Regions from separate parts of the Homo sapiens genome. Here regions 1, 2, 3, 4 and 6 are each linked to region 5. A link is a contact called in ENCODE Hi-C or POLR2A ChIA-PET data. All regions are on one chromosome and are shown on one strand. The core of a region is the stretch at or near the end of the contact, and the rest is flanking DNA. Distances in the headings are between cores, read along the strand shown.

Evidence for each region. Hi-C counts contacts between places; a loop is a spot of excess contacts on that map. ChIA-PET counts read pairs that join two places held with the same protein, here RNA polymerase II (POLR2A). Pooled maps may share reads with other maps.
Region 1: a loop to region 5 is called in a pooled map, with 4 times the contacts of the local background. The contact joins the promoter of DPP7 here to the promoter of NOTCH1 in region 5. A Hi-C loop is called at or near these places in 4 of 50 pooled maps. POLR2A ChIA-PET finds 5 or more read pairs at or near these places in 2 of 52 experiments (activated B cell and activated T-cell).
Region 2: a loop to region 5 is called in a pooled map, with 12 times the contacts of the local background. The contact joins the promoter of TUBB4B here to the promoter of NOTCH1 in region 5. A Hi-C loop is called at or near these places in 2 of 37 single-sample maps with no recorded cell type and 9 of 50 pooled maps. POLR2A ChIA-PET finds 5 or more read pairs at or near these places in 1 of 52 experiments (T-cell).
Region 3: a loop to region 5 is called in a map with no recorded cell type, with 8 times the contacts of the local background. The contact joins the promoter of SAPCD2 here to the promoter of NOTCH1 in region 5. A Hi-C loop is called at or near these places in 1 of 168 maps with a recorded cell type or tissue (CD8-positive, alpha-beta T cell), 7 of 37 single-sample maps with no recorded cell type and 9 of 50 pooled maps. POLR2A ChIA-PET finds 5 or more read pairs at or near these places in 3 of 52 experiments (activated B cell, activated CD4-positive, alpha-beta T cell and activated CD8-positive, alpha-beta memory T cell).
Region 4: a loop to region 5 is called in a map of naive thymus-derived CD4-positive, alpha-beta T cell, with 13 times the contacts of the local background. The contact joins the promoter of CAMSAP1 here to the promoter of NOTCH1 in region 5. A Hi-C loop is called at or near these places in 1 of 168 maps with a recorded cell type or tissue (naive thymus-derived CD4-positive, alpha-beta T cell), 4 of 37 single-sample maps with no recorded cell type and 11 of 50 pooled maps.
Region 6: a map of naive thymus-derived CD4-positive, alpha-beta T cell shows a loop between it and region 5 (7-fold over the local background). The contact joins the promoter of RNF208 here to the promoter of NOTCH1 in region 5. A Hi-C loop is called at or near these places in 1 of 168 maps with a recorded cell type or tissue (naive thymus-derived CD4-positive, alpha-beta T cell), 2 of 37 single-sample maps with no recorded cell type and 8 of 50 pooled maps. POLR2A ChIA-PET finds 5 or more read pairs at or near these places in 2 of 52 experiments (AG04449 and naive thymus-derived CD4-positive, alpha-beta T cell).

Annotation. Positions count from the first base shown.
Region 1 is chr9:137,111,633-137,116,136 of GRCh38, reverse strand. It overlaps DPP7 (dipeptidyl peptidase 7), which reads left to right and starts at 1,404. Exons shown (of 13, transcript NM_013379.3): 1 at 1,404-1,490; 2 at 1,561-1,674; 3 at 1,755-1,894; 4 at 2,109-2,272; 5 at 2,641-2,776; 6 at 2,850-2,931; 7 at 3,018-3,184; 8 at 3,332-3,392; 9 at 3,907-4,025; 10 at 4,108-4,264; 11 at 4,383-4,447. The coding sequence starts at 1,424. It overlaps LOC124902314 (a long non-coding RNA gene), which reads right to left and starts at 1,338. Exons shown (of 2, transcript XR_007061874.1): 1 at 1-1,338. RefSeq lists silencers at 1,179-1,528, 1,559-1,708.
Region 2 is chr9:137,240,012-137,244,717 of GRCh38, reverse strand. TUBB4B (tubulin beta 4B class IVb) reads right to left here and starts at 3,431. Exons shown (of 4, transcript NM_006088.6): 1 at 3,301-3,431; 2 at 2,889-2,997; 3 at 2,697-2,807; 4 at 1,011-2,222. The coding sequence starts at 3,357. The coding sequence ends at 1,162. CIMIP2A (ciliary microtubule inner protein 2A) reads left to right here. Exons shown (of 7, transcript NM_001001710.3): 5 at 1-76; 6 at 430-547; 7 at 930-1,119. The coding sequence ends at 1,018. RefSeq lists silencers at 3,027-3,256, 3,587-4,406.
Region 3 is chr9:137,069,089-137,073,450 of GRCh38, reverse strand. It overlaps SAPCD2 (suppressor APC domain containing 2), which reads left to right and starts at 2,894. Exons shown (of 6, transcript NM_178448.4): 1 at 2,894-3,561. The coding sequence starts at 2,991. RefSeq lists an enhancer at 1,753-2,732 and silencers at 2,837-3,246, 3,417-3,466, 3,517-3,566.
Region 4 is chr9:135,904,444-135,909,039 of GRCh38, reverse strand. It overlaps CAMSAP1 (calmodulin regulated spectrin associated protein 1), which reads left to right and starts at 1,494. Exons shown (of 17, transcript NM_015447.4): 1 at 1,494-2,040. The coding sequence starts at 1,881. CAMSAP1-DT (CAMSAP1 divergent transcript) reads right to left here and starts at 1,207. Exons shown (of 2, transcript XR_007061860.1): 1 at 121-1,207. RefSeq lists silencers at 926-1,605, 1,646-1,755, 1,836-1,905, 2,306-2,355 and an enhancer at 3,002-4,201.
Region 5 is chr9:136,544,331-136,549,030 of GRCh38, reverse strand. It overlaps NOTCH1 (notch receptor 1), which reads left to right and starts at 2,983. Exons shown (of 34, transcript NM_017617.5): 1 at 2,983-3,305. The coding sequence starts at 3,245. It overlaps MIR4674 (microRNA 4674), which reads left to right and starts at 2,772; the gene lies at 2,772-2,858. It overlaps NALT1 (NOTCH1 associated lncRNA in T cell acute lymphoblastic leukemia 1), which reads right to left and starts at 1,189. Exons shown (of 3, transcript NR_121577.1): 1 at 930-1,189. RefSeq lists enhancers at 1,215-2,126, 4,099-4,148 and silencers at 2,319-2,418, 2,759-3,318, 3,339-3,598, 3,819-3,868.
Region 6 is chr9:137,220,353-137,224,878 of GRCh38, reverse strand. It overlaps RNF208 (ring finger protein 208), which reads left to right and starts at 2,639. Exons shown (of 2, transcript NM_031297.7): 1 at 2,639-2,890; 2 at 3,141-4,526. The coding sequence starts at 3,667. The coding sequence ends at 4,452. RefSeq lists silencers at 1,387-1,736, 2,047-2,096, 3,037-3,086.

The sequences.
Region 1 (4,504 bases), core at 155-2,654, 570 kb before region 5:
GAGCCCTCCCTGAGGCTCTGGCCCCTCTGTGGGCCCAGCCAAGCCTGGAGCGTCTCCAGGCTCTGGTGTGCTTGGGGAGCTGGCCAGCTCTCGGCCTAGCTGGCGTCTCCAGAGCTGCGGTCCTGGGTGAGGGTTGCTGGTGGAGTTCTGGCCACCTAAGGCACCCGAGGGAGCCAAAGGAGCAGAGGTGTGGGGTGGGGGACGCCGTGGGGTACCTCCACATCCAAGGAGGTCTGCTGTTTGTCCTCACCCCCGTCCTGCGGGGGCCCCGGCAGGCAGCCCCAGGAACTGCGTAGGGATGGGACAGGGCCCAGATGTGAGGGCCGTGGTGGGGACGGTGTGTGGCCCTGGATGACCTCGTGTTGCAGTGTGACGTGATGGTCACTGCCACCATGCTGAGGGCCCCAGCCACCAGTCACCCACCATGGGGGGTGCCTCTGTGTGAGGCACGGGAGGGCCATGGCGTGAGGGGCTGTGGAAGTGGCCGGTCTTCTCCGCTCAGCCCCACACAGGATGGGCAGGGCAGGGTCATGCTGGCCGAGGGTAGTCTTGGGAGAAGGACAGGGTAACTCTCTGTAGCTGAGCCCCTGCTGCCCCTGCACCTGTTCTGGGCCTGGCTAGCGGCCCATGTACATCCCCAGCAGGACTCCACGTAGCTAGTCTGGCACCCACCACTACGGCCCCCTCACCCACTCCCTGAACTGGACGCTGGGGAAAGGTGACTTCTTCCATCCTCTGGGTGCTCCCCAGGGAGGAGGCCCCAGCTCCCAGCAGAGGCCTCTGGTCCCCCCTTGTCCCTGCAGGGCTGTGTGGGCACACTGGGTGCCAGTCGGAAGGGCAGGTGGCGATTCCCAGCTCTTGGGAGCTACCCGGCCACATCCCGGCCCTGCCCAGACGCTCCAGGGGCACCCCACACTCCTGCCCGCTGCGAGGCCCCGCCCCGCCAAGCCCAGCCCGTTATCGCTTGGACAAACCCTGGGTTGCTTTCTTCGGGGGGCCAGCACTCTGTTTGGGACCCTCTCCCTCCCGCCCTTAGGGCAGCAGAACGGCCCCCACTCTCCCGGCCCTGCCTTGGAGTGGGGCACCTGCCAGGAGCAAGTGCTGGGGAGGCTTGGCGGGCGCAGCAGGGACTCGCCCTAGCGCAGCTCCGGATGGGGCCGCGGTAGGAGGACGAGCCAGTGGGGCGGGAGGCCGCGGAGATGGCCCGGGGGCCCTCTGCTTCCCCGCGCCGTGCCCGGGAAGGACCCCTGGGCAGCGGCCGCGGGGCGCGGGGTGTTGGGGGGCACAGCCCCGGCGCGGCGCTGAAGCAGCGACGGTCTCCGTGGGGACCGCGGGCGCCCGAAACACGTGGGGCCTGGAGGGAGGAGCGCGCCCTGGCGGCCCCGTGACCCCGCCCACGTGACGGGCGCCCGCGGAAGGCGACATGGGCTCCGCTCCCTGGGCCCCGGTCCTGCTGCTGGCGCTCGGGCTGCGCGGCCTCCAGGCGGGGGGTGAGTGGCGGCGCCCCCCGGCCCATTCCCCGGTCCCGGCCCCGCCTCTGAGGTTCGCGTCCCCCCACAGCCCGCAGGGCCCCGGACCCCGGCTTCCAGGAGCGCTTCTTCCAGCAGCGTCTGGACCACTTCAACTTCGAGCGCTTCGGCAACAAGACCTTCCCTCAGCGCTTCCTGGTGTCGGGTGAGACCCCGGCCCCGGCCCGGCCGCCCCCGCCGTCCCGCCGCCCCCCGGCACCCTCGCCTCATCCGCCCTCCCCACAGACAGGTTCTGGGTCCGGGGCGAGGGGCCCATCTTCTTCTACACTGGGAACGAGGGCGACGTGTGGGCCTTCGCCAACAACTCGGCCTTCGTCGCGGAGCTGGCGGCCGAGCGGGGGGCTCTACTGGTCTTCGCGGAGCACGTGGGTGCCGGGCGGGGTCGCGGGCGGGGTCGCGGGGCACGTGGGTGCCGGGCGGGGTCGCGGGCGGGGGTCGCGGGGCACGCGGGTGCCGGGCGGGGTCGCGGGCGGGGGTCGCGGGGCACGCGGGTGCCGGGCGGGGTCGCGGGCGGGGGTCGCGGGGCACGCGGGTGCCGGGCGGGGTCGCGGGGCCGGGCTCAATGGCACGTTCCCCCAGCGCTACTACGGGAAGTCGCTGCCGTTCGGTGCGCAGTCCACGCAGCGCGGGCACACGGAGCTGCTGACGGTGGAGCAGGCCCTGGCCGACTTCGCAGAGCTGCTCCGCGCGCTACGACGCGACCTCGGGGCCCAGGATGCCCCCGCCATCGCCTTCGGTGGAAGGTGGGCGCCTCCCCCGGCCTCCGCACCCCCTCCCTCCCCTGCCCCGACCCAGCGCCCCCAGCCCTTCTCCCCACTCCCCTCTGACTCCCACCGCTGCCTTTTCGTAAGGCCTCAGGCAGTGGTTCCAGGCTTAGTGTTGCCTCCCCCAGGAAGCCCTCCCACCTGTCCTCCCAGCCACCTGCTCAGCTTGGATGTGCGGCCACACTAGCGGCCTTTCCCAGTGAGAGCTGCACCCGCACCTGGCCCAGGGTTGGAATTTGTGGGTCTCAGAAGTGTCGTCCTCCTTGTGGCACCTGTGGGCCCCTGAGGAGGAAAAGAGGAAATGGGGTGTTGGGGGCAGCAGCCCTAACCCTGTGTCCCTCACCCAGTTATGGGGGGATGCTCAGTGCCTACCTGAGGATGAAGTATCCCCACCTGGTGGCGGGGGCGCTGGCGGCCAGCGCGCCCGTTCTAGCTGTGGCAGGCCTCGGCGACTCCAACCAGTTCTTCCGGGACGTCACGGCGGTGAGTGAGGCTTGGGGTCCTCCAGGCCCCCTAAGGGACAGCAGCTGCAGTCAGCACGGTCTCTTTCCCCCAGGACTTTGAGGGCCAGAGTCCCAAATGCACCCAGGGTGTGCGGGAAGCGTTCCGACAGATCAAGGACTTGTTCCTACAGGGAGGTGAGGTCCTCCCACCGCCTCCCACTGCCTGACCCGCCCCAGCGCCAGCTATGCCCAAACTTCAAGTCTCTGCCCCTTCCACGCAGCCTACGACACGGTCCGCTGGGAGTTCGGCACCTGCCAGCCGCTGTCAGACGAGAAGGACCTGACCCAGCTCTTCATGTTCGCCCGGAATGCCTTCACCGTGCTGGCCATGATGGACTACCCCTACCCCACTGACTTCCTGGGTCCCCTCCCTGCCAACCCCGTCAAGGTGAGGCGCCGCCTCCCAGGGCGCAGGGAGAGGCCGGCTGGAGTGTCCCGAGGCTGGTGGTCAGCGGCCTGACCCTCATCCTGGGAGCCAGGGAGGCGGAGCTGGTGGAGGGGACCCCGCTGAGTCGCCGCTGCCCCTGCACTCCAGGTGGGCTGTGATCGGCTGCTGAGTGAGGCCCAGAGGATCACGGGGCTGCGAGCACTGGCAGGTGCCCTTCCCCCGGCCCCAGATGGGCAAGTGTGGAGACCCCAGGCTTGGCTTGGGTCCTGGGGCCGGGTGGGGCGAGGATCCGCAGCCCGGCCAGGGGCTTTGCCTCCTGCCCCAGGGCTGTGGTGGGGTGGACAGCACGACCTTCCCAGAAACCCTGGGGGAGGCAGGGGCCGTCCCTGGGGACCCTCTCAGCACTGGCTGTAGCCAGGCCCAGCTTGGTGGGTGCTGCCCAAGGGGCCCCTGGGGTCCCCAGCATGGAGGGCAACAGAGGGCAGCAGGCCCCACCCTGCCCCGTGGAGAGCGGGGGGGCCCTCAACAGTCAGGCCCGGGGCTGGCAGCACAGACACCGCCGACCTCCAAGCAGGTAGCCTGGAGGGCCTTCCTCACTGGGACCTACAGATCCCAGAGCCCCAGATCCCCTGCAGGACCATTCCGAGGGGGGACAGGTTGGTGGCCGGAGCCCGCGGTGTGTCTGTGTGTGGCCGCTGGGCCCCAGCGCCTCTCCTCCCCAGGGCTGGTCTACAACGCCTCGGGCTCCGAGCACTGCTACGACATCTACCGGCTCTACCACAGCTGTGCTGACCCCACTGGCTGCGGCACCGGCCCCGACGCCAGGGCCTGGGACTACCAGGTGTGGGGGTGTGGGTGGCCTGGAACCACTCGGGGGCAAGGGTGGGCGTGGGCTGGCCTGACTCAGGCTGGGGCACCTGCAGGCCTGCACCGAGATCAACCTGACCTTCGCCAGCAACAATGTGACCGATATGTTCCCGGACCTGCCCTTCACTGACGAGCTCCGCCAGCGGTACTGCCTGGACACCTGGGGCGTGTGGCCCCGGCCCGACTGGCTGCTGACCAGCTTCTGGGGGGGTGGTAAGGCTGAGGGGGGGTGGGCCAGCGTCCTGCTTTCTGCCCCGAGCTCTGCACCCCCTGCCCATGGCTCACAGCCCCCGTGAGGGGCCCACATCACAACTTTCTCTGCCCCTTGCAGATCTCAGAGCCGCCAGCAACATCATCTTCTCCAACGGGAACCTGGACCCCTGGGCAGGGGGCGGGGTGAGTCCTGGCCTGGGCCCTATGACCCCGTTAGTTTGTTTGTTTTTTTTTTGAGAC
Region 2 (4,706 bases), core at 2,182-4,681, 700 kb before region 5:
CCGTTTCACCTGGGTAATGGGGTTGAATTACCGAGACGGCGTCATGCAAGCCATGGACGAATTCGACAAGAGCCAGGTAGGAAAGCGCCATCCAGGGCCTGCTCCCAGCTCACACACACACTTCCTCTCCTGCCTGGCAGCTTCCCTGGAGGGTGCCTTGAAGGCCAGGTTCCCTGAGAAGCCTGAGGAGGGGGCTCTGCCTGGCTCTCTCCTGTCCCCGGAGGTGCCGCCCCAACCCCTCTCTCCTGAGTCTTGCTTGGATCCCTGCACTCAAGTTTTGGAGTCGGGGGTAGGGGGATGCAGAAGGCTGGGAGCATTAGCAGCTTTCCCACGGAGTGCCGGCCCTCCGGCCAGGCCCCCACTGGGACAACTTGACTATCTGTTTGCCTGCCGGGGAGGGAGCTTGTTAGCACCTTCCTGTCTCCCCAGTTCCTGTTTAGAAACCCCCACTGTGACCTGGGCGAGAAGCTGCCTGGAACACACTGGCCCAGCAACCACATCTACAGCAGCCAAGGCCTGATCCCCTTCTACATGGGGTTCATCCCCGGTGAGTAGAGTGGGCAGGGTCACATGGACACACCCCGGCCAATGTGGGGAGGGACGGCTCTACCTGCTCACCCTTCATTGCTGGTTCAGGACCACCTGTCTGACCATTACCAGGGTCCCACCTTGGTTGGGGTAGGATTGTCTGCCATCCTCCCTACCCCTTTTGGAAGGGGGGTCACTGGACCCACCTAAGTCCCAGACACAGGCCGAGCCCCAAGGTTGGGTACCTGGAACAGGACAGGCCTGCCTTCAACAAGCAAGTTCCCCACCAAGCAGATACCCAGGGCCCAGGGCAGCCCCACACTTCTCTGAAGCCTGGGTGTCCAGCCCATGCTGGTCCTGGGCACATAAGCCCAGCTCAGCTGCAGCCTGGCTCCCCGCAGCCATGCAGGACAACTACGCCCTGACATTCGGCAACAGCACCCGGAGGGCCTACTGGAAGGAATGGGCAAAGCGAAACCACACACTATGAAAATGCTTTAATGGTGGTGTCTGTACAGCATGGATGTGGACAGGGAAAACAGCAAGTGCACACAGTGGGACAGGCCACAGGACAGGCTGGGAGTGAATAAAGAGTTCACACTGCTTCCCTGCTTTCCCCAGTGACTGAAGGCTCTAGGCCACCTCCTCCTCAGCCTCCTCCTCGAACTCGCCCTCCTCCTCGGCTGTGGCATCCTGGTACTGCTGGTACTCGGACACCAGGTCATTCATGTTGCTCTCGGCCTCGGTGAACTCCATCTCGTCCATGCCCTCGCCCGTGTACCAGTGCAGGAAGGCCTTGCGCCGGAACATGGCCGTGAACTGCTCGGAGATGCGCTTGAACAGCTCCTGGATGGCCGTGCTGTTGCCAATGAAGGTGGCGGACATTTTTAGCCCCCGAGGTGGGATGTCACAGACAGCCGTTTTCACATTGTTGGGGATCCACTCAACAAAATAGCTGCTGTTTTTGTTTTGGACATTAAGCATTTGCTCATCCACCTCCTTCATGGACATGCGGCCCCTGAACACGGCGGCAACCGTCAGGTAGCGGCCATGGCGGGGGTCGCAGGCAGCCATCATGTTCTTGGCATCAAACATCTGCTGGGTGAGCTCGGGCACGGTCAGCGCCCGGTACTGCTGGCTGCCCCGGCTGGTCAGTGGGGCAAAGCCGGGCATGAAGAAGTGCAGCCGGGGAAACGGGACCATGTTCACAGCCAGCTTCCGCAGGTCAGCATTGAGCTGGCCTGGGAAGCGCAGGCAGGTGGTGACCCCACTCATGGTAGCAGACACCAGGTGGTTCAGGTCACCATAGGTGGGCGTGGTCAGCTTTAGGGTTCTGAAGCAAATGTCGTAGAGAGCTTCGTTATCAATGCAGTAGGTCTCGTCTGTGTTTTCTACGAGCTGGTGGACTGAGAGGGTGGCGTTGTAGGGCTCCACCACTGTGTCTGACACTTTGGGCGAAGGCACCACACTAAACGTGTTCATGATCCTGTCTGGGTACTCCTCCCGGATCTTGCTGATGAGGAGGGTACCCATCCCAGACCCAGTCCCCCCACCCAGGGAGTGGGTCAGCTGGAAACCCTGCAGGCAGTCACAGCTCTCAGCCTCCTTTCTCACAACATCCAGCACCGAGTCCACCAGCTCCGCGCCTTCTGTGTAGTGCCCCTTGGCCCAGTTGTTCCCAGCACCACTCTGACCTGTGAGAGAACACAGCTAATCATTTGTCAGCCAGGTAGACAGCACTACTGGTCACCGCCATGCGAAAAAAGCCGAGTGACATGGTGTGAGCTGACCACAGAATTCACCCTGGAGGTAGAGCAAACGGACCCTTCAAAGCCAAAAGACGGCAGCCTGCCCTGCTACGAATTAAGTCAGGGGCCAAACCTGACAGCTTAACAAACCCCTCCCCGGGGGGGCCACTGCCAATTCCCAAGGACAGAGGAACAGCCACTGCCCCAGCTCAGCTCCCTGCAGGGAGATTACGTGTGTGGCGGCTCCTCGCCTCGGCAGACAGCTGGACCTTGCTCCCAAAGCCGATTTAGTAGAGGGGATTGAGTGGCTCAGAGAAGAGGAGGGCGTCCAGGGGCCCCGGCTGCGCAGTTCCCACGGCGGTGCCCTTGGAGCAGCCCCTTGACCTTTGAGCCGCCGCCCAGTCCCCAGCCACGGCTCACCGAAAACGAAGTTGTCCGGCCGGAAGATCTGCCCGAAGGGCCCCGAGCGCACGGAGTCCATGGTGCCGGGCTCCAGATCCACGAGCACGGCGCGGGGCACGTACTTGCCGCCTGCGGGGACGGGAGGGCGTCAGCCAAGGCAGGGGCCGCGGGGTCCCCGGAGGGCGGTCGGGGAAGGGGCCGGGGCCTCACCGGTGGCCTCATTGTAGTACACGTTGATGCGTTCCAGCTGCAGGTCGCTGTCCCCGTGGTAGGTGCCCGTGGGGTCGATGCCGTGCTCATCGCTGATCACCTCCCAAAACTACAAGGGACGCGGGCGGGCCCGGGCGGGCCGGGGCTGAGTCACCGCGGCCGGTGCGCAGGGAGGCAGCCCCGCCCCGGACGGGCGCGGCAGCCCGGCCCTCCCCGCCCCTCCCCCGCCCCGCGCGCCCTGGCCGCCGGGTTCCTGGGGGCTTCGGTCGCCCGGCTCGGCCAATTCCCCGCGGAGGGGGCCCGGCGGCCGCAATGCGGGGGCGCCGCCCGGCCGCTGCTGCCGCCATCTTCCCCGGCCGCCCGCCCACACCGCCCGGCAGGCCCGCCTGGCCCCAGCGCCCCGGCAACTTACCTTGGCGCCGATTTGGTTGCCGCACTGCCCGGCCTGCAAGTGCACGATTTCCCTCATGATGGCGGCGGCGGCGGCGGGGAAGCAGGAGGAAGTAGACAAACAGCAGCAGAAGAGCGGGCGCGCAGAGTGCTACAACCGACGCTCCGCCAACGCTTATATACCCTCCCTGCCCGCCTCCGCTAGTCTCGGAATGGGCTGCCAGAACGAGGCTGGCAAGCTCCCTCGTTTGATTGGCCTTGCCCCCGTCAATCAAGCTGCCTAAGGTCCGCCTTTTTAAGCCAGTTTGGTCTTTATTGGTCAGCCGCAGCCTCCTATCTCCCTATCACAATCCCCCTCCTGGCGCCGCAGTGCTCCGTCCATTGGGTGTTTCAAATGATTGATTTGCCGTCTCATTGGCTGGCTGCCGGGAGCACGCCGCCAGGCTGGCGCTATTGGCTGCGCTGCTTCAGCGTCCTGGTAACCGCCGCAGTGCCGCGGCCGGCGCGCGGACGGGGTGGGGCGCAGGCGCGAGTGCGGGCTTCCGGTCGGGCGGCGGGCAGCTGCGCTGGGGGCGCCGAGGGAGGGCGGGCCCGACGGGCCTCGGGCAAGCGCAGTCTTGGCTCTGAGCCCGGGGCCTTTCGGGAGCCGGGAAGGGCAGGCTCGGTGGCGGCCCCACGTCCAGAGTTGCGCCCTCTCTGGCCTTGCGCCGGGACACGGCATCTGCGCGCTGGGCGGGTTCTGGAGCGGGGTCCGCACGGAGCGAGCCCGGGGCCTCCAGGCCGAGGAGGCTGCGATGCCTTAAAGGCAGGAAGATACACGGGCTCGGGGGCTGCGGCGGTGGAGGGGAGCTCTCCACAGAGCCGCAGAGGCCACGGAGTTTCCTGCTCCCGGGTGCCGCACGCCCACTGCCCTCGCGGTCGCGTGAGGGGAGCACGTGGGGGACGCCGCGCCCCGAGGGCCGGGGCGGAGGGCAGGGGAGGGGAGCGGAGGGGCGAGGCCTCCCCCGCAGCTGCGCGCCCTGCCCTGTTGTGGAGACGGCGCTGGCTCTGCGCCGGTCGCCTTGGTGCCTCGGCCCCGTGAGTGCGCGAGCTCCGTGGAGACCAGGACAGCGCCCAGACCTCCCTCGGCGGGTGGGCCCCGACCTCCGGGCTCCAGGGCCGGTATTCCAACCACAGGTCAGCGCGCTGGGGCTGAAACATACTTCTGTTAATGCTTTTCCTAATTTATGACTTGATTTTTACTTGGGTGGGAAAAGAAACTTAAAATGAATTACATGTGGTTGCGCCTGTTTAAAAACAAACGGGCTGTATTTTTGCAGCATTTTTATTTTACTTAATTTATTATTCTGAGACAGAGTCTCGCTCTGTCTCCCGGGCTGGAGTGCAGTGGCGCGATCTTGGCTCCCCGCCCCCCCCCAGGTTCAAGCG
Region 3 (4,362 bases), core at 1,645-4,144, 520 kb before region 5:
CTCAGGACAGGAAGGACACAGGACCACATCTTAGCTCCACGCCCAAAGCCAGGCACAGCCTCCAGTCTTTTTTTTTTTTTTTGAGACGGAGTCTCGCTCTGTCGCCCAGGCTGGAGTGCAGTGGTGCCATCTCGGCTCACTGCAAGCTCCGCCTCCTGGATTCACGCCATTCTCCTGCCTCAGCCTCCCGAATAGATGGGACTACAGACGCCCGCCACCACGCCCGGCTCATTTTTTGTGTGTGTGTGTGTTTTTAGTAGAGACGGGGTTTCACCATGTTAGCCAGGATGGTCTCGATCTCCAGACCTCGTGATCCTCCCGCCTTGGCCTCCCAAAGTGCTGGGATTACAGGCATGAGCCACCGTGCCCAGCCTTTTTTTTTTTTTTTTTTTGAGATGGAGTTTTGCTCTTCTTGACCAGGCTAGAGTGCAATGGCGCGATCTTGGCTCACCGCAACCTCCACCTCCGGGGTTCAAGCTATTCTCCTGCCTCAGCCTCCCGAGTAGCTGGGATTACAGGCATGGGCCACCATGCCCGGCTAATTTCGTATTTTTAGTAGAGACGGGATTTCTCCATGTTGGTCAGGCTGGTCTCGAACTCCTGACCTCAGGTGATCCGCCCGCCTTGGCCTCCCAAAGTGCTGGGATTACAGGCGTGAGCCACCGTGCCCGGCCTCCAGTCTTTTTCATACCTTCCTCCAATACCCAGCCAGGGGCCACAGAGAAGCCCACAGACCAAGGGCCAGCTGGGGCCGCCTCCCCCAAGGCTCTGGATGGTATGAAAAGCCCTTGTTTCATCTGCACGGTGGGTTCAGTTCCATGCGGGGCCATGGCTGGCCTGGCCTGGACACTGCTGGCCACGCTGTCCTGAGCTGCAGCAGCCTTGCTCACTGCTGGCCACCGACTCCACATCCACACTGGCCTCCCCTGCCATACCACTGAGCTGTTCCCAGCCCTTCCCCATCCCTTAGGCCTCAGCCTGGCTTGGTGCCCACTCAAGGATGGTGTTTCCCATATGATTTCACTGGATACGGCTCCCCAGTGCCATTCACAGAGCACCCACTGTGGGCCAGGCCAATGCCAGGCCTAGAAGGAGCCCTGTCCTGCTTGCAAATAGCCAGGGCCCCCTGGGCCAGGAGAAAGCTGTCCCCTGTGTTTTATCTAACTAGGCTTCAGGGGGAAGGGGACTGGGGCCAGAGCAGAGTTCTGAAGGATGTAGTGCGGTCAGCCTGGAGCAGAGGGGAAGGGCCTTCCTGGTAGAAGAGCCACCAGGCACAGGGGCCTGGAAGTGAGGGAGTGCAGGGACCCCAGGCCTGGCACTGGCGGTGAGGGGTGTGCTGGAAGCAGGGTAGGTGTGGGGATGGGGGGGCGGGGGCTTGCGTGTTGTGCTGGTTTGTTTTGTTTTGTTTTGTTTTTGAGACAAGATCTCGCTCTGTCACCCAGGATGGAGAGCAGTGGCTCAATCACAGCTCACTGCAGCCTCAACCTCTTGGGTTCAAGGGATCCTCCCACCTCAGCCTCCCAAATACCTGGGACCACAGGCATGCACCACCACGCCTGGCTAATTTTTTAAACTTTTTGTAGAAATAGGGTTGCCTTATGTTGCCCAGGCTGGTCTTGAACTCCCCAGCTCAAGTGATCCTCCCGCCTCGGCCTCGTGCTGGGTTTTTGAGCAGACCAGCCATTAAAGGGGAAGCTGGCTTACAGGACCAAGCTCTGATGGGCTGCTCCAGGCTCAGAGCTTCTTATGTCCTTCCAGCATTCCCTACGATGAAGGAGTCCCACTTAGAGTGAGTGACCCAGAAGAGAAGTGGACCCAGGATACTCCCTGGCCTGGGAAGATGCCTCTACAGCTTGAGACACAGGCACCAGTGGCTCAGGCCTGAGGACAGAGACCCAGGTAGGTATGCCAGCTGAGGCCTGCCCAGGAGGGAGGGTGGGAGACCCGCAGAGGGCCAAGGCAAGTCTCGGATTGGGGGCCTGTCTGGGGAGGGTGTTTGCACCCTGAACACCTCCCTGGAACCTAGAGGGTACTACTGGCCAGCCCTGAGATGGGCTCCCAGGGCTAGAACCCAGGCTAAGGCCTGGTCTCACCTCCCATGTGGACAGACCAAATGAAGACAGAGTGACCAGATCCCAGCTGGAAACACAGCAGAGGCAGGGGGACAGGGCTGCGGGAGCCAGGAGAGCAGCTGGAGGAGGTGTCCAGCCAGGGGAAGGAGGAGAGGAGAGCAAGAGGCAGAGGGAGCTGGTCACTAGATGGGGATCTGGGGACACAGGAGAAAGTGGCTTTGTTCTGCAGCAGGCAGGCCAGGCCAGACTGTCCCGAGGGACCAGAGGAGGAGCCAGCAGCAGTGGGGACAGAAAGGCCTCTGTGAGTGGGAAGCGCCCAGCTGGCTGGAGCCTACGATCCTCTTGGGGCCCTCCTGGTGGAAGAGAAGGGGGCCGCAGGGTCACCTGTGCTTGCGGCCAGGGAACTAGAGGGGAAAAGTGGGATCTTTGGAGGGGGTGCCCCCCCCCATTCTTACCCCACGAGGCTACCTGGAGACAGGTTTTTTTGTAGGGTGCCAGGCCCCGCCCCTTGGAGAGGTGGCCGGGGCAGCCAGCCACAGCTGGATCCGAGAAAGCGCCTGGCCGCGGCAGGAGGTTTGGTGGGGCTGGGGCGGGGCAGAAAGGAAGGTCTGCGAGGCCAGAGTGGAGCAGGAGCTGGGGGATCCGGTTCCGCCTGCCCAGGGCCTCCGCGCGCCTCCCAGGGCCACTCGGCAAGAAAAAAAAAAAAAAAATCAAACCTCCTCTCAGCCTATCAGAGAGCAGATGGGACGGGCTCGGCCAATGGCCGCGGCGCATGTTAATGAGGGCTGACGCCGCGAGGAGGGCCCCATTCAAAAGTAGTCGCTATTGTCGCCGTGGGCTGAGCTCGCCGGGCCGGCCCCTCCGTGGGGCCGCGCTGGGACGCACGCGGGTGGACGAGGGGACCGATCCCGGGCGCCCATGGCCGGGGCCGCCATGGCCGAGCGGGGCCGCGTGCCTCCCCCCGCACCCGCGCCCAGCACGGAGGGGCTGCCGCGCGCCTTCCTGCAGAGCCTGCGCACCCTGTTCGACATCCTGGACGACCGGCGGCGCGGCTGCGTGCACCTGCGCGAGATCGAGTCCCGCTGGCAGGGCACCGACGCGCGGGAGCTGCCCCGCGGGGTGCTGGAGGGCTTGCGCCAGGTGGCCCCGGCCAGCGGCTACCTGACCTTCGAGCGCTTCGTGGCCGGCCTGCGCACCTCCCTGCTGAGCGCCGACGGCGGCCCCCGGGACCCCACGCGCGCCCCGGCCCGGCCCGGGGATCAGCCGCCGCCGCCGCCGCAGCGCCTGGTGTTCGCTCCGGCCGACGAGCCGCGGACGGTCCTGGAGAGGAAGCCCCTGCCCCTGGGCGTGCGCGCCCCTCTGGCCGGTCCCAGCGCCGCCGCCCGCAGCCCGGAGCAGCTGTGCGCCCCGGCTGAGGCGGCGCCCTGCCCCGCGGAGCCCGAGCGGTCCCAGAGCGCGGCGCTGGAACCGAGCTCCAGCGCGGACGCAGGTGAGTTCCGGACGGCCCCCGGGCACCCTCGTAGCTCTCCCGGGCCCGGGCCAGAAACCGCAGTCCCACAGCTGCTGCCCGTGCATTTCCCACAAGGGACGGGACCGGGGAGCGGCTCTTCGTGGACTCCGGATCCTGGAGGGCGCCTCGGCGGGTCTGGAGGGAAAGGGCTTCATGCTTGTCGCGGTGAGCCCAGGGGCTTGCTTAGGGAGGCAAGCCAGACCCTCTCCTGCCACAGCATAAGGCCACCAGGGCCGGGGGGTGGCAGGTGACTCAGAAAACCCACCGGGAGCCCAACCTGTACCAAGCCTGAGCTTGGGCTCTCCATCTCCAATACCCTTTCCGCACCTGGGGACACCTGGGCCCTCAGCCTCCTGTCTGTGGCTGCTCAGGCAGAAGTGCTTCCTTCTCAAAGAAAGGGTCCCCCTTCTCAGTGTGACAGCTTAGCCAGGGGGGCTGGGCCCACTGACCCCACTGAGGCCTAGGCAGGCGGGGGCTGCTGCTGGTGGCCCAAGAGGACCTGGCCCTGTTGCCAAGATGGGCAGGGGCGTGGGTGGATCTCCTGCACCCCAGTGGGGCTGTACTATGGCAGATGCCATGGAGGGACATAGGCCGTAGTCCCTGGGGATGGCTGGCACACTCCTCTCCTGCCTTCCGGTCCAGTTGGCAGTGATGGGAGATTGCTGAATGGTCCCCTGTCTCCCCCAACCCAGTGCCTGCCTTGGGAACAGGACCTGTATTATGGCTGGGGTTGGGGGGCCAAGCTCCCAGAGGGGCCCCAGGCCCCACAGCCCATTCGGC
Region 4 (4,596 bases), core at 245-2,744, 640 kb after region 5:
CATATCCTTCCGTGTGCTCAGTCTTCCGAAGGCTGCCCATTTCCTGCAGAGAAGGGGCCACAGTTCTGACTGTGCAGGACCTGTCTGCATCCCTCCATGTCCCCACCTCCCATTTCCTACCAGTCCTTCCAGCTCCTGCGTTCTCGACTTAGTGGCCTCTACTGTGTTTCTTACACTCCAGGCTCTCGTGTCTCAGAGGCTCTGTCTGCCGTGCTCCTTGCTCAAGACAGTACTTCTGCAGATATCCTTACCCTCGACGCCCACGTCCCGCCGGTCTTTGCTCAAATAAGTGCCCTCCTCCTATGGCTTTCCTTGACCGCTCTGCCCTGTCCACCTCGTGTTCTTTTCAGACGGCTGACTCAAGAAAAAATAGACAATCTCAACAGACCTATAACAAGTGAAGAGACTCAATTAGTAACCAAAAAACTATGAATCAAATAAGTCATCAAAAAAGCCCAGGCCCAAATGGCTTCAAGGTTGAATTGAAGCCTGCACGTGGGTTGGTATGTGAATGACGGACTGCCTGGGTCCTCTGGGCACCTGGCATTTCATACATGTTCCGCCTCTGGCACGGGGTGTCTCGACCAGGTACAGACAGGCTGGGAGCCCCGCGCCGGGCGCCCGCTCCCTGGAAGCTCGACCTCTCCCTGCCGTCAAGGCGCCGGTGGGCGGCACGTGGGCCGGCTCTCCCGGGGGCAGTTCTCTATTTCGCTGGTGAGGTTCTCAGACCAAATCCTCGGAATGCAAACTCTCACGGCGTTCCCGTAATTCTCAGCCCAGCGCGGGCCCCGACGCAGGCTCCAGGGGAACGAAGTCAGCGTCCCTTCCGGGGGATGCGCCGGCGGGGCCGCACCTGTTTCTGCCTCAGGGGTCCAAACGCCCACCTTCCCTGCACCGGGACGGGGGTCTGGAGACTGGCACGTCCACCTGGTGCCCGTCTGCTGGGCTGTCGCCTGCCGAGGTCGCCGCCGGCCACACCCACGAGGTCCCCAGGGCGCCGGCGGCGAGACCTCGGCCGGCCAGGGGGCCGGGCTGTGGCTGAGGTGGGACGAGCCAGGGCCGGGGAGGAGACACGGCGCTAAAAGAGGGCAGCTGCGGGCTCGGCAGGATCCCCGCCGCCGACCCACTCCACCCACCCCGCGCCGCCCACTCCCCGCTGCCTACGCCGCGCTCCACACCGCGGGCCTTAGAGCCTGAGGAAAGCAACGGGGCAGGCGCGGACCAGGGCGGGTCCTACTGCGCCTGCGGAAGCGGGCGGGGAGGGGCGGGTCGACGCTCACTGCGCCTGCGGAAAGGGGCGGGGCAGGCACAGGCCTGCGGGTGCCACCTACTGCGCCTGCGGAAAGGGGCGGGGCGGGCGCGGGCTGGCGGGCGGTGCCTACTGCGCCTGCGGAAAGGGGCGGGGCAGGCGCGAGAAGGGAGCGGAGCTGGGGGCGGGGTCGAGGGCGGGGTGGCGGGCGGTGCCTACTGCGCCTGTGCGAGGCCCCGGCGGTGAGCGCGCTCCCGCTCCTTGGCCACCGCCTCAGCCGCTGTCGCCGCCGCCGCCGCTCACCCGGGACCGCGCACGCGCTGCCACCGCCCCCGGCCCGCTCCCGCCCCCGCGCCCGCCCCCGCCCCCGGCCCGCGCCCTCCTGCCGCCGCCTCTTTGGGCCGCGGGCTCGGCACCTCCTCCGCTCGGGCTCAGCGCCCGCAGCATGCAGCAGCCGCGGGGGCGGCGACGGCGGCGGCTGTGAGGTGAGGCGGGGGCCGCGCTCGGGCGCCCCTCCCGGCTGGCCGGCTGCGGGGCCGAGTGGTGGCTCGGGGCGCACCGGGCCCGGCGCGGCGAGGGGCGGCGGCGCCTTTGTTGCGGCCGGGCCGCCGCCTCAGCCCTTTGTCTGCAGATGGTGGACGCGAGCGGCCGCGCCGCCGCCGAGGGCTGGAGGAAGATGGAGGCCCCGCCGGACGGCGCCGCCGACCTCGTGCCCCTGGACCGCTACGACGCGGCGCGCGCCAAGATCGCCGCCAACCTGCAGTGGATCTGCGCCAAGGCCTACGGCCGAGGTGGGCCGGGTGAGGGGCGCGGGGCGGGGGCCAGGGGCGCGGGCCGGGGCCGGGGGACGCGGCCGGGGTCCGGCCGGGTCGGGGTCCGCGCGCCGCGCCTTTGTGCCGCGTCCGCACAGGGTCGGGGCTGGGCCGGCCGCCTCCGAGGTCCTGGCGGCGCCCGGGCAACGCGGAGCGTGGGGACGCGGTCACCTGGCGAGTGGGCGTCCCTGCGGCGGAGGGCGGCGTGGGTCGGGGCTTCCGCTCCTATTTCGGGAGTGCCCCCAGCCTCCCGTTGGCGGCGGCGGCGGCGGGAAGGAGCTGCCCGGTTCTGGGCGCAGGGAGGGACCATGGGGACGCGGGGCCGCCGTCTGAGGCGCCGCTTCCCGGCGCGCCGGGCATCGTCCAGTGCTGGACCTGTGATTCCGAGCCTTGCACTTGTTATGAATTTTGATGCTTACAAGCTGTCAGCTGTTGAATTCCCCAACTAGAAATTGCGTATTCCGCGCATTGTGCTTAATCATAATGATCCCCTTTGGTTAATTCCTGTTTGGAAGAACTAGGTAACCTTGTTACTCAGTCCAGTTTGTTAGGCCCTAATGTGCTTAGTGGATTAAGACGCTTCTGTTTCGTGCCCTGGGAACAGGACAGACCTAGTGATTCTCGTCAGTGGCTGACTTCTTTATTAATTTCAGGTGCTTTGTTTCAGGTACAATTAAAGGTTAATATTTCTGCAATCCTCTTTTCATTTGAAGCATTCTTAAAATATTTGCCTTTATTCTGGTGAAAAATTACCCTTTTTAGAGTAAGACTAAAGGAGACAGCCCTTCCAGAGAAGAGTTCAGTTGACCAGTTTGGAAAACGCTGAGTAGGCGTTGCCCTGTTTGACAGTGGCCTGTGCCCCAGCTAGACTCGAGTTAGTCATAAGGACAAACGCGTTTTGTAAGTTTTAGGGATTAAATAACTCGCCTTATTTCAAACTGGTTTTTGTACTGTGTAAGTAGTAATTGGGAAAGAGTTTTTCCTTTGACAGTTTTCAGTTTTACAGTTCTTGTTTACTGGCTCAGTGGAACCTTAGTTTCTGTGTTGTAATGAGGAAGAAACACTGCTACATCCAAGACTTCACATGAGTTTTTGAGAACGGAATTGGTAAGATGTAGGTATGAAACTTGAGTCAGGTGCAAAGAACAGCCCGAGAGCGGACGCCTGGGTATCTTGCAGTCACTGCCGGCTGCGTGGGCTCACCTGCCTCACACCTTGTGTTAGTCACTGTTTTGCTTTTCTTTGTATTTTGCCGCATGTGCTTACACCACGAACTAGTTTTTACACCTTTGCCAATGATGTCTCTTTCTGAGACTGGCTTTTGTTATTCCCTTATCCCACGTTACGTTCTTAGGTTCTTCTTGACTTCATCTTCACTTTTCCACATTTCCGCTGCTGTGGAGTGTCTCACTGAGGACTGTTCACCGCAGCTGCTCGTGGGCGCTGGCTGGGCTCCCGTAGGTGCTGTGGAGCCCAGTGCATTCTTGGGCATGGCTCCTGGGATCCGAGCACAAAGTTTTACTCCTGCATGTTTTTTAAGATTTTATATGTGGAGAGGGCTGAGGGCTCAGGCAGCGGATGTTAGACAAATTGCTATAAAAAGAACTTTCACGATCTGCTTTCCAATTTCTTTAGCAAGGTGCATGCATTTTTTATTTCATTGCATTTAGCTTTGGCATTCAGCATGGGATTTGTCAGCCATCCAGAAATAAGTACGCGTGTCTCTGTGTTAGTATTGGGTTCGTCTAGTTTCACTTCCGGTACCAGGTCACTCTTTAATCCTTGTTGACTCATCGGATGATGAATTCACAATCTGATACTAACATGGGCTTTTGAGTTCTGGAATTATTAAAAGGTGGGCATTTAAAGAAAAGAAACATGAACAGGAGCTGGAGAAGACTGGACACCATCTTAGGAGCTGAGACTGGAGTGCCCCTTACTGGTGGGTGACAGTGCCTTCGCACATCAGACTCCGATTTTAGGAGGTCTGGTTTCCACTTTTTTTTTTTTTTTTGAGACGGAGTCTCGCTCTATCGTCCAGCCTGGAGTGCAGTGACGCGACCTCAGCTCACCGCAACCGCCACCTCCTGGGTTCAAGCGATTCTTCTGCCTCAGCCTCCCAAGTAGCTGGGATTACAGGCGTGCGCCCCCACTCCCGGCCAGTTTTTGTATTTTTCGTAGAGACGGGTTACTCCATATTGCCAGGCTGGTCTCGAACTCCTGACCTCACGATCCGCCTGCCTTGGCCTCCCAAAGTGCTGGGATTACAGGTGTGAGCCACCACGCCTGGCTGGTTTCCACTTCTTTTTGCCGAGAGAGGGCTTTTACATTCTATAGTTTGCTTCACAGGGGGAGCATATGTAATTACAAAAAAAAAAGTTTTTAAGCCAGGTGTGGTAATTTATACTTACAATTCTAGTGACTCGGAGGCAGAGGTAGGATGATCACTTGAGGCCAGGTGTTTGAGATGGAGTCTGCCTGTGTTTCCCAGGCTGGTCTCCAACTCCTGGGCTCCAGTGATCCTCCTGCTTCAGC
Region 5 (4,700 bases), core at 1,734-4,233:
GGCTCAGCACCGGGAGTCTCAGCCCTGGCTGCTCCTTAGAATCTACTGCAGAGCTTTCAACACAGGCACCCCTCAAATACACCCACCCACCAGGTCACTGCTGACCCCCCTCTACTCGGACCACATCTCTCTGGGGCCGGAGCCGGCCCTGGGGTGTTTTAAGGTCACCTGGGTCTCCATGAGCTCCGTCGCTGTCCCCGTGTGCTCACCAGCTGTGCTTACCTCTCCACGCACTTAGGGGTGTGCTCTGCTCTCGAAAGTCCCCACAGCAGCCGCAAAGGAGGGGCCTGGTTGGGCCAATGTCAGCAGGGCCTCCTTAGCTCACCCTGACAATGGTACCCCCATTTCTCTGGCAGCAAACAAGGGGGAACTGACCCAGTTCAGTCTCCTGGGGTGCAACGCCTAAGCCACTCTCCCCTCAGCACCCGCAGGGGGCCTCTGAAGAAGAGAGGGCTGCAGGACACGTCTGCCTCTCCCCTCCGCAAACCAGGCTCTGCGGCCCCATCTCATCTGCTTCCAGGCTCCCTGGCCAGCTTGGGAACAGCCCCATTCATTCGGGGTACCCCTGGAACCTTGCCCCAGCTCCCACCACAAGTTGGGACAGGAAGCCCAAAGTGACTCCTACAGGGGAGGCCTGGCGGCACTGCACCCCAATTCAGCTTCTTGGGGTCCTAGCCCCCACCCTCCCATTGGGTTTCTGGAGTGGCTGGGGTGCCCTGCACACAACCTGCTCTTGTTTCTCTTTAGTCCCCGCAATGCCCGCTGCCCAGGGCTGCCTCCCGACCTGTAGGAGAAGGTCTCCAGGCCCTAGGCCAGCAGATGTACTCCTGTTGTGTCAGGACCCCAGCCTCCCCCGACTGCCCACACCCGCTGGCCTGACAAAGAGGAATGGGGAGCCCGGACAACTTGTGAATGAAAAAGCTTCTCACCTACTTGCCAGGGGCCTACCCCCTTCCCAGGCTGGTGGGGAGGTGAGGCCCATCCCCCTCATCCCTGGCTTCTCCTCGGCCACAGCTGTCCATGGGGTACTCCCGGCTGTGGGTGGTGCAGGGGTTGGGAGCTGGGAGGCCGAGGCCTGTGCTTCCCTCGGGCCTGTGCACCCGGCCGCACCATCCGTAACGCGGGCTTATGAGCGTGCCTGGCTGCTGGGTGGCCTGACGGGTGGACACCGAATGGGCCACTCTCTTCTCTGCTGGTAGAGGATGGAGGCCCAAGGTGGAGGTGCTGTCGGCACAGCTGGGGCAGACCAGGGGAGACCCCCTATCCAGGGATCCCCTCCTCCCCTCCCAGGCCGCCCCTCCGCAAAATGCTGAGGACTGGCCCCCGGGCCTGGGCTACATGGGCCATTACTTCTGGCCTGGGGCCCACAGGCAGAGATGCCAATGGAGGCACACAGGCAGTCGCACCCGCACCCGATCAGCACCAGGCCTGAGGCCTTCGGGCCTCCCTATGCCCCACCCCACCCCCACCCACCAGGAGCAGAGGACGTCGTGGTGGGCAGAGTCCTCAGCCTGGGAGCTGCACAGCCCCGCGCTTCCTTCTATGGAAAATCTGCTCCTCCAGGCTGCCTGGCTGCTGTTACATAAACATCTCTGCTGCCTCCAGGCGCCTCCTCTCCTGGGGCGCTGACCCCAAGATGTTACCCCAGGCCTGCAGAAGTGAGGCCAGATTCTGGGAGGACGCAGGCGAGGGAGGCTCCCAGCAGCAGCTACAGGGGCGGGACAGGCCGCCTGCACTGGCTGTTTCCAGAGTGCTCAGCATTTGGCAAGAGGTGTGCCAGGAAAGGCTTGCTGGGGTCAGGTGTGAGATTTGTCCTGCTTTCTGTGCCTGCCTCTGCCACCATGCTCTGGGGTTTCTGCAGCCCTCCCCCCAGGCCCCCACAGTCCTAGGTCCCTCCCAGCCTTTCGGTCTCCCCGCAGGGCAGGCTTAGCCCTCCTACTCCAGGAGGGGCGCCGGGACACGCGCCTTCTGCCATCGCACTCACCACCCTGTGTTGGGGTGGGGAGGGGGCGCTGTCTGTCCCTGGCACGAGGCCGTGAACTTTGCGCAGGGACTATGGCAGGCATTTTGGACTCCTGGCGCTTAACCAGGCTTGGCACAGGGTGCCCGTGCCTGGCATCGTGGTGGAGAAATAAATCAGCCGGAAGGAGCACGTGGGAAGGGCTGCGCCGGCGCCAGCGGCAGATCCGCCCGACCCGTTTGTGCTTTCTGGGGCCACCTTAGGCAGGCGGCGCCCGGGCAGGAGGAGGACGGTGACCGAGGAGCGTGTCGACGCGGGTCCCCCTTGGGGGAGCGGGGCACAATCCGTCCGCGAGGCACTGGTCCCGGCTGCTCCCTCGGGGCGCCCGGAGTCCCCTGCCCAGAGGCCGCGGCGCCCCCATCCCTCGCGGTCAAGTGCTCGGGCAATCACGGCCAGGGATGTCTGGCGGCGATCGATCCTCTGGACGCCTAAAGCCGCGGCCACGGGGCCCTCGGGAGGGAGTGAAGCCGCTGGGCTAGGGGCGCACACACGGCTAGGCCACTCTCCCAGAGCCCTGCCCCGGGCCCGGGGTCCCCCAACGTGGCCTCAGCTGCTCCCCGCCCGGCCCAGCGCACGGTGCACACGGCTGTCCGCGGCCTCGCCCTCCCCATTCCGCCCCGGGCTCCTCCGCTTATTCACATGCAAATTTCAGTCGCCAGTTGTCGCCGAGCGCGGCAACCGCCAGAGCCGGATCCTTCCGCAGCCCCGGCTCAAACTTTTGGCCTCTGAAAACTTTCAAACGAGAAGTAGTCCCAGGCGCCCGCTCCCGACCCACGCCGCGCCGCCGGGTCCCTCCTCCCCGGAGAGGCTGGGCTCGGGACGCGCGGCTCAGCTCGGGGAGGCGCAAAGGCGGACGGGGCGTGCGGGAGGAGGTGGCCGCGGAGGGGGCGGGGGGACCGGCGGGGGTGGGGCCGGGCGGGGCGGGGCCGGCGGGGGCGGAGCGCACCTCGACTCTGAGCCTCACTAGTGCCTCGGCCGCGGGAGGGAGCGCAAGGGCGCGGGGCGCGGGGCGCGGGCGCGGGCGCGAGCGCAGCGAAGGAACGAGCCGGGCGCGGAGCCGGGCCCGGGGGCCTGCGAGAGCACAGCGCCGCCAGCCAGCCGGGGAAGAGAGGGCGGGACCGTCCGCCGCCGCCCCGGGACCGTACGCCGCGCGTGTGCGTCCCAGCCCCGCCGGCCAGCGCAGGAGGCCGCCGCCCGGGCGCAGAGGGCAGCCGGTGGGGAGGCATGCCGCCGCTCCTGGCGCCCCTGCTCTGCCTGGCGCTGCTGCCCGCGCTCGCCGCACGAGGTAGGCGCCCACCCACCCGCGAGCCCCCACTTTCCGCGCCCTTTGGAAACTTTGGCGGCGCCCGGCGCGCGCGCCCCACGGCTGGGAGCGGGCGGCGGGGAGGCCAGCATGGAGAGGGAAAAGCGGGCGGCCCGGGGCGTGGGGTTCTGGAGTCCCGGGATCAGGGAGGACCGACCTTCCCCCTCGATCCCCCCGTGGAGGCGGACTCGCGCCGCCCGTGCCTGGAGCCGAGTTAGGAGGCCGGTGTGGGGTGCTGGGGCCCCGGAGGCCCTACTCCGGGCCCGCCCTTCACCCGCCGCGCGTGGGGCTTGCCGCCGGTCGGCCGGGCGGGCGGGCTGCCTACTATTTTTCGATTTGAATAGAGTCGGTTTTGGTTTCCTGTTGCTTCTCCGGGCCATTTATCTTCTTTCTTCTTCGCCTCTGGCCCACGCCGGGGCGGATGTTGGGGCGCGGAGTGTGGGCTCTGCGGCGCCGCGTTCGCCTTCACTGACCCGCGCGGCCGGGCTGGGTCCCCGGGCTCCCGGTCGCCCCGCCCGCCGGTGCCCCCCAGCCCGGCTCTCAGTTTGGGGGAGGGGTTGCGTAAGAAGCCGCCGCGCCCGGGGGGACTGAACTTTCCTTTTGCTTTGCGGAGTTGAAGTTTGGAAAGCTTGGGGGCGGAGAGCGGGACGCGGGTGGGGGGCTCTTACATTTCTCCCCGCCGCACAGCGAGCGGGGTCTCTGGGGAATCGAGTGATTAATCCACTCTTTCTCCGAGAGTTGGAGGCGAGAATTATCTGTCCTCTTCCAGAAAGTGCGGCTCTGTGTCACACCCCCCTCCCCCGTTTCTCAGCCCCGGTAAGATGGGGAGGGAGGGGCTTGAGTAATTGATCCCTTCTCGAGATGGGGTCGAATTCCTTCCGAATGGGGGACCTTCATCCCCCTCCTGTGGGTGTATGGGGGCTGCCCTGGAGATGCGCGCCCGCGGAGGCAGGTATTGGGTGTCGGCGGAGGCGGGGCCGCGTCCCCAGGGTGCTGTCCCGGTGCCCCTGGAGGCGGCCCCGACTCCACAATGGGCCGCTCTGATTCTGAGGCGGAGGCCGGCGCTTTGTTGGCGGGCGGGGTAGCGGGCGAGCAGCTGTCGCATTTTCCCACGGGCGGGAGCTGAGTGTGGCCACCCCCCCTCCCCCCGTCCAGCTCTGCCCCCTTGCAGAACGGGTTTGAACAGAGGCAATCTCGGCGGCTGGATGGGGGGCCCTGCCCTGCCAGACTCCTCAGTGAGCCTCCAGGGTGGGGGGCAACGCTTTGGAGAGTAGCCCACTTTGTCTCTGCTTTTCCCCCACTGCGTCCAGGCGGCACATCAGGCCACCCCACCCTGCTTCAAGCAGGACGTGTTCCCTGCTGCTCCCCTTCCCCCCA
Region 6 (4,526 bases), core at 1,390-3,889, 680 kb before region 5:
GGGGTGAGGCCCTCAGATTCCCGGGCCTGCAGTCCCCAGCCATTGCTCACACACCTCAAAGCCCCGGCGAGGCAGGGCTTCTAAGCCTCTGAGCCTCTTCTTAGCAGAGACCAAGATGCTTGAGAGCCATTGGCTCTTGGAGGCTTTCTGCTTCTTTTCTGAGATGGAGTCTTGCTCTGTTGCCCAGGCTGGAGTGCAGCTGCGCGATCTCGGCTCACTGCAACCTCTGCCTCCCGGGTTCAAGCGATTCTCCTGCTTCAGCCTCCCGAGTAGCTGGGATTACAGGCAACCACCACCACGCCTGGCTAATTTTTTGTATTTTTAGTAGAAACAGGGTTTCACCATGTTGGCCAGACTGGTCTCCAACTCCTGACCTCAGGTGATCCGCCTGCCTTGGCCTCCCAAAATGCTGGGATTACAGGCGTGAGCCACCGCGCCCGGCCGATTTTTGAGACAGGGTCTCACTCTGCCATCCAGGCTGGGGTGCAGTGGCATGATCTGGCTCACTGCGGCCTCAACCTCCTGGGCTCTAGTGATCCTCCCACCTCAGCCTCTTGAGTAGCTGGAAGGACTACAGGTGCACCACCACGCCGGCTAATTCTTTATAGAGATGTAGGTCTCACTATGTTGCCTAGGCTCATCTCAAACTCCTGGACTGAAGTGATCCGCCTGCCTCCACCTCCCAAAGTGCTGGATTCCAGGCGTGAGCCAGCGTGCCCAGTGGCTTTTCTGCTTTTTTCACTGATAAAAAATGTTTGATTTGCACGTTTTGTCACAGGTCTTATCTTACAATCAGTGACACGGGCTTTAGACACTACTGACATTTTTAGCTCATTTCTCAAACTGCAGTTACCCTCTGGCTGGCGGGCGTGGGGGCCACACGCGCCCCCCCAGCGTCCCCACCTTGGGCCCCCCGCCTCCAGCCGAACCCAGGCTCCATCTGCACCGGCGCAGGCAGGGGTGCAGCGGGCACTGGCGAGTGCCGCGGGGACGACCCACGGCAGTGGGGCCCTTGGGGCCCAGGGGAGCACCAGGAAGGGCGGGTTCCAGTCAGACGTGGCCTGTGTAGGGCCAGTCAGACCGGTCGGGACATGAGTTCAGGCAACCCGGCCCCGATTTGGGGAGAACTGGGTGCTCCTGGGGACCCAAAACTTGAGAGGCCGGCGACGGAAGTCCACTGCGCAGGCGCCGGAAGTCCCGCCCACCTCCCTGCCTGCCACTTGAGTGGCGCCTATGGCGCATGCGCAAACAAGGCAGGAACCGGCCGTGGAAATATTATTGCCCAGAAGCCCACGCGCTCCGGGGTTTCCCGAAAGACCCGGTTCGGATGTGACCAATACTCGGCTTGGGGTTCTCCAGCTCTGAATGGCGGGTCTGAAAAGGCCTGGCCTGGGGGGCGGGGCCTCGTGGCGGGGGCGGGATCTCATCCCCTACGGGGTGGGGTCTCGCTGAGGGGGCGGGGCCTGCGGCCTGGTGCTTCCTCGGGCGCACGCCGGGTCGGTGAGCAGAGTCTGCGGCGGAGCTGGGCTCCCGGCCCTCCCCAGGCCCAGGCTGCCTCAGTTGCCCCACCATCTTGCCAGGGCCCCGTAAGGACCCCTCCAGCAGCGCCCCTGTCACCCGCACACCTCTCCCTATTGCTCTTCTGAGTGACACTCGCCCGAGGCCCCACAGAGGGGCCAAGCCAGACCCTATGCGCAGGGCTGCTCCTCCAGCCTGTTTTGCCCACGCGAGCTCCCGCACCAGCGGCACCGTCCCCTCTGGGCTCAGCACTCTGCAGGCCCTGGGGCTCTGCCTAGAGCAGGTGCGGTCTGGCCAGTCCAGCGGAGAGAGGAGCTGAAGGAGGCCAGGATGTCCAGGGCCAGGTGCGGGGCCAGAGCTGGTCACAGCGTGGCAGCGGAGGCCCTCGAAGCCCTGGTCCCCTGCCTCACGGTGACCAGCAAGCCCGAGGGCTCCACAGGCAGAAGGCGGACCCAGGAGGGCAGGGAAGCCCCGGGTGAGGAAGCGGAGAGGCCCGGGCCTGCGCGCTGGAGTGCCAGGGGCCACCCTGTCCGGGCAGGTGCGGTCCTCAGGGCCGCCTCCACCCCGCACTGGGCTGCCAGCCTGTCCTTCGCGCACTCCCACCGGACCCGTCCGTCCACCGGCCTCGGCCTTCTGATCCGCTCCGCCCGCCCCGCTCTTGCCCCTTAGAGTCACAGCGATCTATCTGAGCTACGGCACCGGGCACAGGCGGAGCTGGAGGACTCGGGGCCTTCCCATGGGGCGGGGGGCCGGGGACGGGGGAAGGCACCGGTGGGCCCTGGAACCAGCTCCCCTGGGATCCTCCGCGCAGGTCCCCTCCCTCTCACTCCAGAGTCCTGAGGCCTCCTACTGTGAGGGAGGAGAACAGCCGGATTCTCCTCCTGAATCTGGGGGGGCGGGGGCTTGACCAGGACCCAGGATCAGCCTGGAGAGAACTGGGGGCGACGCGGGGGTCCTGCCCCCCACGCAGTCCGCGGGCGAGAGCGACGCCGGGAGCGGACCGAGGGGCGGCCGGGAGGCTGGCCCCGCCCCGCGGACCCCGCGCGGGTCCCCAGACGGGGGGTGGCGCTGCGGGCGCGGGCGGGCGCCGCGCGCACTGCGGTCCCCGCGCCTCCGCCGCAGAGCGCGCCACGCTCCGCACGCACCTGCCGCCGTCGCCGCCGTGCCGAAACCCGCGCCCCGCGCCCCACGCCCGCGCCCGCGCCCCTCGGTGCCGCCCGGGCCCCGCCATCGCCTGAGGTCGCTGCGGCCGCCGCCGGAGCCGCCGGAGCCCCCCGAGCTGCCGGGCCGAGGCGCGGGCGCCGCGTCCGGGCCTGCCTTTGAGACAACCTCTGCGGCGGCGGCGCGCGGCCGGGACGCCAGGCTGGGGCAGGTGAGCGCAGGGGGCGGGGGCCGGGGGCGGACTCAGCGCCCCTCCCCACGCGACGGGGGTCGGCCCTCGGGAAGGTGCGTCTGGCCTTGGAGGCGGGGACCGGGGAGGGGGTTGGGTTCTGAGGCCCGCGGAGGTCGGGATCCCACGGCTGAGGTCAGGGTCAGAGGTCGGGCGCCCGGTCCTTTGTGCAGGGCGAGGGCTAGGGTGGGGGTGGCCGGGGCACTGCCCTCATGCCGTCTCTCACCTGCAGCTCAGGCCTGGCCCAGGCCTCGCCTCTGCTCCTGCCGCGGAGCCTGCCGCCCCGGTCCTCCTGCAGCCAGCGCTTCGGCTAGCTGCCTTCCCTGGGCGCCCTGTCCTGGAGCCATGGGGCCCACCCAGCCCCTGCCTGCCCCGATGTCCCGGCCCGCGGCCTGCTGACCTCGGCTGCAGGGGGAGCCCCCCCCGCGCCCCCTCGCCAGCCTCAGCAGCCAGAGACCCTGGGTGAGACCCTGGGCCAGACCCCCAGCCCAGGGCAGCCTCCCACCCCTCCCTGCCCCCGCCTGCCTCCCCCTCCCCCACCCCTTCCTCCTCCTCCCAGGACTGGACCAGAGAAGCCACTGTGGCCACTGGGGGGGGCCCTGCACCCCCAACTCTCGCCGGCTGTCCCTAGGAGTCCACGGGCCGTCCGGGGCCCCCCCCAGGCCTGGCGGGACCAGGATGCTGCCCTGTCACCTGCCCCCCAGCCCCACACAACGCCCCCACCCACCCGAACATCCAGTCTGACTGGAGACAGCCGGATGCCCTCTGACCCCGGGCCCGAGGCGGGCAGTGGCTGGCCGGGCCTCCTCATGTCCTGCCTGAAGGGTCCCCATGTCATCCTCAAGATGGAGGCCATGAAGATTGTCCACCCTGAAAAGTTCCCTGAGCTACCGGCTGCCCCCTGCTTCCCGCCTGCTCCCCGGCCCACCCCAACTCTGGCACCCAAGCGTGCCTGGCCCTCAGACACAGAGATCATTGTCAACCAGGCCTGTGGGGGGGACATGCCTGCCTTGGAAGGGGCACCCCATACCCCGCCACTGCCACGGCGGCCCCGTAAGGGAAGCTCGGAGCTGGGCTTTCCCCGCGTGGCCCCAGAGGATGAGGTCATTGTGAATCAGTACGTGATTCGGCCTGGCCCCTCGGCCTCGGCGGCTTCTTCGGCGGCGGCAGGCGAGCCCCTGGAGTGCCCCACCTGTGGGCACTCCTACAATGTCACCCAGCGGAGGCCCCGCGTGCTGTCCTGCCTGCACTCTGTGTGTGAGCAGTGCCTGCAGATTCTCTACGAGTCCTGCCCCAAGTACAAGTTCATCTCCTGCCCCACCTGCCGCCGTGAGACTGTGCTCTTCACCGACTACGGCCTGGCCGCGCTGGCTGTCAACACGTCCATCCTGAGCCGCCTGCCGCCTGAGGCGCTGACGGCCCCATCCGGGGGTCAGTGGGGGGCTGAGCCCGAGGGCAGCTGCTACCAGACCTTCCGGCAGTACTGTGGGGCCGCGTGCACCTGCCACGTGCGGAACCCACTGTCCGCCTGCTCCATCATGTAGTAGCGCCTGCCTGCCCGCCACTGCCCGCTGAGCCTCGCTCGCTGCTTCTTCAGGGACCCGGCCCTGCCCTGCCG